Linked DNA regions of Homo sapiens: region 2 is linked to region 1. The links are chromatin contacts, found by Hi-C or POLR2A ChIA-PET in ENCODE. All regions are on one chromosome and are shown on one strand. The core of a region is the stretch at or near the end of the contact, and the rest is flanking DNA. Distances in the headings are between cores, read along the strand shown. Region 1 overlaps CAPRIN1 (cell cycle associated protein 1). Region 2 overlaps ABTB2 (ankyrin repeat and BTB domain containing 2).

Region 1 (4,289 bases), core at 1,414-3,913:
AAAGGCTGACAGCTATCCACAACAATAAATTTGCTGAATTCCAACAGAAGACTTGGACACTGATGAAATTCTTATTTTCTTTCATAAGCTAAGAAAGAAACCAAGGAACCAATTAAAACAAAAGTGAAAAAATATTTTTTAATTATTTTTTTAAAATAGAGATGGTGTCTCGCTACACTGCCCAGACTGGTCTTGAACTCCTGACCTCAAGTGATCCTCCCATCTCAGCCTCCTAAAGTACTAGGATTATAGGTACGAGCCACCTAACCTGGCCCTGAAGAAAATAGTTTTATCACTCTTACCTGTGTCGCTTCTGGTTGTACAGGAACTTGATTAGGCTGAGCAAGTCTAGATTCAGAATGAACTGCAAAGGTGACCAAAACATTTTTGTCAAACAAAATTAAATTTTTAGAGAGACGCGTCTAAATACCTTTTATTTCGCTATTAAAGGCTTTTTTTTTTTTTTTTTTTTTTTGCGGGGGGGGGGGGGGGGGGAGTGTCTCACTCTGTCACCCAGGCTGGAGTACAGTGATGTGATCTTAGCTCACTGCAACCTCTGCCTCCCAGGCTCAAGTGATCCTCCCACCTCAGCCTCCCAAGTAGCTGTGACTACAGGTGTGTGCCACCACACTCGGATAATATTTGTATTTTTAGTAGAGACAGGGTTTCGCCATGTTGCCCAGGCTGGTCTCAAACTCCTAGGCTCAAGCAATCTGCCCACCTCAGCCTCCCAAAGTGCTGGGATTATAGGAATGAACCACCATGCCCAGCAATTAAAGGTAAATTTCTATAGCCAAACCATAAATAAACTTTTTAGCAATCATGAAAGTAAATTGGGAAATGCAGATAAAATTTTAGCTTTCAAGTGAGCATTTTGGTTTACCGGCAGTGGTTATTATTTAATAGTTTACTTTCACAATTGGTTTCATCTTGTTTTTTCCAAAAGTAAAGTAAAATGTTAATAGAATGCACTAACAAATAATCAGTGCCATGAAAAAAGACTTTTAAAGCTGTACAATAAAGTGGCATTATTCATACTCTAGACCTCAGACAGATAGTATTCCATTTTGACCTTTTGTTTCTTCTGAAACAGGGTCTCACTGTGTTGCCCAGGCTGGAGTGCAGTGGCGCCATCATAGCTAACTGTAGTCTCAAACTCTGGGCTCAAGAAATCCTCCCACCTTGGCTTCTTGAGTAGCTGGGACTATAGATGCATGCCACCCTGCCAAGCTAACTTTTTTATTTGACTAATTTTTAATTTTTTTGTAGAGGCGAGGTCTATGTTGCTCAGGCTGGTCTCAAACTCCTGGGCTCAAGTGATCCTCCCTCCTCAGCCTCCCAAAGCACTGAGATTACAGGCATGAGCTACCATACCCGGCTCAATATATGTTAACATAACCAACTTTCAATTTCAAGTGTTTCTAGAGAAAAAGAAAATTTAAAATATGTACTTTTCGGCCAGGCACAGTGGCTCATGCTTGTAATCCCAGCACTTTGGGAGGCCGAGGCGGGTGGATCACGAGGTCAAGAGATTGACACCATCCTGGCCAACATGGTGAAACCCCATCTCTACTTAAAATACAAAAATTAGCTGGGTGTAGTGTGGTGTGTGCCTGTACTTTCAGCTACTGGGGAGGCTGAGGCAGGAGAATCCCTTGAACCCGGGAGGCAGGGGTTGCAGCGTGCCGAGCCAAGAATGCGCCACTGCACTCCAGCCTGGCGATAGAGCGAGACTGCGTCTCTAAATAAACAAATAAATAATATATACTTTTTAACAGCCTATATTCAACTCAGCATGCATCTTCTTAACAATTCCCATCACTCTCTCACCTCCCTTCCCAACAATGATTAAACAGATAATCAAAACGACGATCTTTGGTTAGTCATTTAGAAAGTACCCATTTTCACTGGAGAGTCTAATGGACTCAGCATTATGTAAATAACTAAATAGCCTTACAGGTTTTATCAGTGCTATGTATACTGACTTTCACACAACTCCCCAGCTGAGAAAACGACTTACTCTCTTCCTTTGGTAGAGCTCAGAAAATGAACACTAAAAACCATGATTGCTCTCTTGTAGGTGTCACCTTTGATCTGTTTTCTAAAACTCTTGATAGAAATGTGAGAGCCGGGCGCGGTGGCTCACGCCTGTAATCCCAGCACTTTGGGAGGCCGAGGCGGGCGGATCACGAGGTCAGGAGATCGAGACCATCCCGGCTAAAACAGTGAAACCCCGTCTCTACTAAAAATACAAAAAATTAGCCGGGTGTAGTGGCGGGCGCCTGTAGTCCCAGCTACTTGGGAGGCTGAGGCAGGAGAATGGCGTGAACCCGGGAGGCGGAGCTTGCAGTGAGCCGAGATTGCGCCACTGCACTCCAGCCTGGGCGACAGAGCGAGACTCCGTCTCAAAAAAAAAAAAAAAAAAAAAATGTGAGAGATATGAGCTCCCTTTACTTCAGAAAAATCCTAACTACCTTACACCAAATTAACTGTCATTAAACATACTTTTACTCAGCAATTTATTTTATGATATTTAACATCATGCAACATTAAATAGGTTATTTTATTTAGTTCCACTTTTGTGCAACTAAAACTGATGTGTTCTGGGAAAAACCAAGATGACTCACAATCACTAATAGTCCTGGAGAGAAGGTCCACTTAACCCAATGGAAGGCACCAACTGTATTTAGTGCTACTACTTCAAATAATGGTGTAAGTCCAGAAAGAGTCTGAAACTGTCTTGTGGTTTCTCTCTTCCCTTTGCCTCTTACATATTCCCTTACCCACTTCATTGCTGTGTATTTTTTTAAGGTAATAAAATCCAGAAATTCTCCTAGAAAGCTAAAAGCATTCAAAAAAAGGCACCTCTATTATTTTTACTCCTAGATTAATTTTGAAATTTTAAAAGCCAAGCAAAATTTCACTTGTTAAAGTTACAAAAACAGACAAAACTGGTCTATTACAGTTACAAGTACGGAAGTGGTTGCTATCGCTAGGGGTGAGGGTAACTAGTGATTGAAAGGAAACAACGTAGGTTTCTGGGGTACTGGTAATGTTTCATTTCTTAATCTAGCTGCAGGTGTTTTCAGTTTATAAAAACTCATTAAACTTGCGTATATTTTTCTATATCTACATGCCAATGAAAAGTTTAAAAATAAACAGTTATAAACTACATTTTTAATTCAAATCATAGGAACAATAACATTCTTTCTATCAAATTAAAAGACCTAAGAGTCAAAATTAAACAGTCATTAAAATAAACAAAATTTATTTTCACAATCTTTTTAAAACCTGAAAGTACTGGCCTTATATTTCTCTCTCACATAAAAATGTACCACTACTAACCTGGAGGGCAAACCAGCTGGGGCATGTCCATGTTTTGTGTTGGATTCATAGGCTGTGCAGATACAATGGCAGGATCAAGTGTCTGATTTTCAAAATCCAGCATTGAATCCTACAGGTTAAGTTAGGATAGAATAAAGTCAAATAATATAAACACTTAAACTTTCTGTTACAGAGTCTGACTAAAATGAACATACCTGTATGAAATTATAGGGACCCTGCATTTGTGCCATAAGGTCTTGTACTCGCTGTCTTCTCACAAGGGGATCTGCCTGAGCCACTGGAGTCAAAGAGTGGGGCTCTGGTACTGAAGGGGATGCAGCCTGAGGTTGCTGCTGGAGTGAATTTACCACCTAAGGTAGAAAAAAAAGGATTAGAAGGAATAGGAGAGCAAAAAAGCTCCACTCACTACCACCATGATGGGTCCCCCACACTACATAAACCATCTATACTATAAACAGAACGGGCTTTAATGCAGTTACCCAAATGAATTACATTTATGCCAAATTTAACATTCTGAAAAATGTCATCACTTCTACAGTGTTTCAGTTCCATAAGACCACTATGTAGCATTTCATGTTGATTTACTTATTTATTTATTTTTTTTTCTTTCGAGACGGAATCTAGCTCTGTAACCCAGGCTGGACAGCAGTGGCGGGATCTCGACTCACTGCAACATCCATCTCCCGGGTTCAAGCAATTCTCCTGCCTCAGCCTCTCAGGTAGCTGGGATTACAGGCACCCATCAACACACCCGGCTAATTTTTGTATTTTTAGCGGAGACAGGGTTTCACACCATATTGGCCAGGCTGGTCTTGAACTCCTGACCTTGTGACCCACCCGCCTTGGCATCCCAAGTGCTGGGAATACAGGCATGAGCCACCATGCCCAGCCTCAGATTTATTTTATAAGCTGCTTTCAAAGAAAGATTACCTGTGTTTACATCC
Region 2 (4,564 bases), core at 389-2,888, 160 kb before region 1:
GCCTGAGACTGGTCTGCAGTCGGCTTCCATAGAAAGATGCCGGAAGTGGATACCTGGTCCTGGGTGGTTTGCTGTAGGGGGTGATTTCCTCCATGAGGAAAACCAAAGAATCCAAAGCCCTCTGCCTGCAAGGAAAGTTCAGTGGGGAGGAGGCTGTGCTGGTCCTCAGCTCTCGCCAGGGTGGCAGTGTGGTGGGGTAGGCATATCACAGCAGCCTGGAGAGGAAACGGTGCTGAACCTGAGCCCTTCTGACCTTGGAAGTTTTGGTTTTAATGTATGTGAGACAGAGATGAGGCATGTGTCAGTCAGAGGCTGTTATCAGCCATTATAATAATAGTAGCCAGCATTTATGGAGGACTTGTGTTCCAGATCCTAAGGCAAGTGCTTTATGGAGATTTATTCATTTAGTGTTTAAAACAATCTTTTTCTTTTTTTGAAAATTTTTTGAGACAGGTTCTCACTCTGTCATCCAGACTGGAGTGCACTGGCGTGATCTCTGCTTAATCCAGCCTTGACTTCCCGGGCTCAGGCGATCCATCCACTTCAGCCTCCAGAGTAGCTGGAACCACAGGCACACACTACCAAGCCTGGCTAATTTTTGTATTTTTGGTAGAGACGTGGTTTTGCCATGTAACCCAAGCTGGTCTCGAACTCCTGGGCTCAAGTGATCCACCCTCCTCGGTCTCCCAAAGTGCTGGGATTACAACAATCTTATAAGGGACCCTAGAATCGCAGTTTGATAGATGAGGACATTGAGGCCTAAAGCAGTTAAGCAAAGTGCCCAAAGTCAAACAGCGAGTACATTGGGGGTTGGGAGAGTGAATATTTAGAACAATCCAGGCCAACAACTCTAAGCCCAGCTCTTATTCACCATGGGGAAGAGTAAATGAAATTAAATGAAATGATCTTCATAAAAGGCTTAATGCAGGCAGCAAGTAAGTGCTCGTTCAGTTACAATGAGATATCCCTGTTTTTCTGCGTATTTTATTGTCCTGCATTTTGTGCTAGGGGCCCTGATGTGGATTATTCTAGTCACATGCTAAAAATGTGCAGGGTTTTCAGTCTCTTTGTATTGTGGTGAAACTGCTGCTGATCTGCTTTTCCCACTATCGGTCAGCCTGGGCCTGCTTCCATTTTCACTTTGAGTTTTCAAAGGTCAGGGGAGTCCTGATAGATTGCCTTCTTATCTCCTAAGTGTTTTAGAGTGGTTTATTCATTTAACAACTGAAAGTGATTTTTTTTTTTTTAAAGAAACAATTACCTCCCTTGGTCAGCAGCAACATCTCCAGAGGTCAGCATCCCCCTCCTGGGGAAGGTTTGGCCTGCTGAGTCCAGGCTGGCTGCTAAGGGAACCAAGTCTCTTTTCTATCTCCAGGGCTAGCACAGGGCCTAGCTTGGGACAGGCACTGAAGGAAACAGTGGTTTGTGAATTTCAGCGGGGGGCTGTTTTGCAGTTCTGGACTTCAGAGACAAAGCTTCAAATTCCTATCCTTTCTCCAGACAGGTCCCCTGCTCTTCTAGAGTACTGAGGGATCTTGGCCACAGTCAGGTGGGGCTTTCCCAGACAACTTTTTTATAAGCCTGTGGAATGCCCTCTGCTGAGTCACCACGCTGATACCCAGGGCTGGGGTGTGTCTGCGAAGAACCGTGCTCTAGACATTCAGGGCTTGGTCCTGGGTCTGGGTGGGTGGCTGACCTTAGGTCTAACCATAGGCTTCAAGCTTTTATCTTTCACTGAGTCTGTGCCAAGCACATTCCGTAAATGATCTCATTGACTCTTCAAGAAAGTTAAGAGAATCAATATTGTTGTTCCCATTTTCACAGATAGATAATAAATCTGTAAAATCGCGTAAGACTAGGACATATTTTCTAGGATTATCCTTGCGGATCAAAGGTGATATCAAGTGGGATGTCAGGAGCAAGGGTGCTTGCAGTGTCAGTGATTTCTGTTGTTGGAGGAGGGGCAGGGTTATGGATGAGGAATGTGGGGTTTAGTAGGGTTAAGAGATTTGCCAGAGGCTGGGCGTGGTGGCTCACGCCTGTAATCCCAGCTACTCAAGAGGCTGAGGCAGGAGAATCACTTGAACCCAGGAGGCGGAGTTCAAGTGAGCTAAGATCATGCCACTGCACTCCAGGCTGGGCGACAGAGCGAGACTCCATCTAAAATATATATATATATTTGCCAGAGGTCAACAGGCTAGTCTCTAGTCCTTGTGCAGAAGCAAGATTTGAAATGGGTTGCTTGTTCTCACACGTCTCTTTGCTGGTCAGTGTAGAGATAAAGAACCCTCTCCCCACCTACAGTGTTCTTAAGAAGCCATGGTTATCTTGGGTGTGATGATCTTTGGAAGGTAGAAAGTTCCACTGGCAGGCATTTCCTCCTGGAGTCCTCAGCCTCCTTATCAGGCTCCCAGATTCGGACTGTCAGTGAGGTGGGCAGGGCTGTGGAGGGGAGAGGTCCTGTCACAAGAGACACCCAGCTTCCTCCCAGCTTTGGTTTACCTCAGGCCCGGCCTGAGGTGAAGTCCTCATTAGGTTACCTCCCGCCTAGCTGTGACTGGGTTAAGTTGTTGGACTTCTCTAAGGTTCAGCTCCCTGTTCTGGAAAATGAAGACAAGGACTGTGCCTGTCCTGTAGACTTTGAGGATTAGCTGAGGCAATGCCCGCATGAGCCACTTAGCTTGATGCCACATAAGTGCCCAGGAGACATCATCCTGTGGTGATTAGTTAGATCTGTCATACACCCTTACACCAGGAAGACCCCACCTGGTCATTCTTTTCCCCACAATCCTCTTCTCCCCTAGGATACCAATGCCTCTTCTTCCCTCAGAGTTAATGCAGTTACAACTATTCTAGAACTTTCTGACAGCATTCCTACTCCTTCAGCCACCCCCCTCCATCGCCGGGCAAAAATGCCATGGTCCAGCAGCCACTCAGCTCAGTGGGGTGGTACATACAGGGGCGCGTGACAAGGATGAGGTAAGTGCTGGATCACCAACCTCCCTGCCCCTCCTGTGGCTGCGTGTCAGATACTGTGTGCCAAGCTCCCTTCAGCCACTATCTCATGTAAAGCTCAGACCCCACGATTTCCGGAGTCCTAGAGTAGTCTGGGTGTCCTCGTGGTGGGAACTGGCTGTCCTCCTGGCCCCTTGCTCCCACCCTCCTGCCTTCTTGGTTCAGTGATAAGGCCTTAGATCAGGAGGGTGTGGCTAGGTCTGACTCAGGGGTGACCCAGAGGCACTTCACAGATCTGCGGCAGAAGGCCTCATCACAAGCATGACCGAATCTTGACTTTATTTATAAAAGGCAAAAGCCCACTCTTCTGTGCAGTTGTTGTGGGCCCCAGAAGTGAGGGGAACTCCATAGCACAGTTGAGGTGGGCAGTGGCCATGGAGAGAGATTTCCAACGCAGGGCCCGAGCCATCTCCTCGCAGCTTCTGCATTTTGCTTCTTTCATTTGTTGAAGCAAACAAGGGGCCAGGAGGCTCAATCAATGTGTGGAACTTTCACAGACCCTTCAGAAGAGTCCAGCTGTTCCCAGCAGCTCTTGGGGACTGTGGCCTGTTTCTGACTTAAACTCAGCCTTAGATTCTAAATTCTTGATATGGTTCAGTGATGATGAAGGGGGGAAACATTTACATGTTAGAATGAAAAGGTAACCAATTTTACATTCTATCTAAAGGTGAATACAAGATGGGGATTATCTTGTTAACTTCTGAAGAAAATTGAGATGGGGGTCTCGCCATCTTGCCCAGGCTGGTCTTGATTTCCTGGGCTCAAGCGATCCTCCTGCCTTGGCTTCCCAAAGCGCTGTGATTACAGGCTTGAGCCATCATGGCCAGCTAGTCTTTTAATAATAACAATAAATTATCAGCATTGGAGCTCTGGATGTGGGAAATGCAAAACAGTCCTGCTGGGTCATCATCTCAAACCTGGACTCTTGGGAGAGATACCCTGTGGATCATTACATCTTTTCAATTCCTTCCACTCCTGTTTCCTCACCCCATTTGTGGTACTCAGGCAACAGAGATGTCCTCTGGCTGGAAATCCAGAGGATGAGGTGGGCACCCTTGGACTGTCCCTGGTTAAATGTCACCTCCTCTCCCCACCCCCTTTCCTGGCTCTCTCAACGCACATGGGGATGTTTAATGACATTCTCCTTTTCCCCTCGTTTAGGCCTTGGGAGCAGTGATATTAACTCACTCAGTCCACACAACTTTCCATGGAGATTACTGTAATCTGTTATTCCCGCTGTACAGATGAGGAAACTGAGTCAAAATAAATTATTTGCCCAAAGCCACACAGGAACTGCTAGAGCTGAGACTGGAACTCAAACCATCAGGCTCTCAAATCCTCCTTTTAGCCACCATGCCCTAATGCAACTCGAAACAGAAAAAGGACAGCTTGACTAAAAAGTCTCCCATTTCCTTTCCCCCTTGCCCTAAAAACCCTGTGAACTCAGCCTCTGAAGAGTTCAGCCCTTCTCTCAGGTGTGAGAAGTAATTTGGCAAAAGAGAAAAAAAATTAAAAAGAAGAAAAATAACCTAAAAAGGGGGGAAGGCCA

What was found. Hi-C counts contacts between places; a loop is a spot of excess contacts on that map. ChIA-PET counts read pairs that join two places held with the same protein, here RNA polymerase II (POLR2A). Pooled maps may share reads with other maps.
Region 2: a pooled map shows a loop between it and region 1 (2.6-fold over the local background). The contact joins two enhancer-like sites. A Hi-C loop is called at or near these places in 1 of 50 pooled maps. POLR2A ChIA-PET finds 5 or more read pairs at or near these places in 2 of 52 experiments (WTC11 and activated CD4-positive, alpha-beta memory T cell).

What each region holds. Positions count from the first base shown.
Region 1 is chr11:34,085,470-34,089,758 of GRCh38, reverse strand. CAPRIN1 (cell cycle associated protein 1) reads right to left here. Exons shown (of 19, transcript NM_005898.5): 10 at 3,540-3,695; 11 at 3,346-3,454; 12 at 303-364. Among named protein-coding and RNA genes, the nearest start is that of NAT10, 18 kb to the left of the region's middle. Within about 2 kb of position 2,663, at least 3 of the 41 ENCODE cell types and tissues checked have a DNase peak (open chromatin) inside an H3K27ac peak, as active enhancers do.
Region 2 is chr11:34,240,890-34,245,453 of GRCh38, reverse strand. All of the region lies in intron 1 of ABTB2 (ankyrin repeat and BTB domain containing 2), which reads left to right. Among named protein-coding and RNA genes, the nearest start is that of ABTB2, 110 kb to the left of the region's middle. RefSeq lists enhancers at 1,227-1,386, 1,381-2,052, 2,245-3,444. Within about 2 kb of position 1,638, at least 16 of the 41 ENCODE cell types and tissues checked have a DNase peak (open chromatin) inside an H3K27ac peak, as active enhancers do.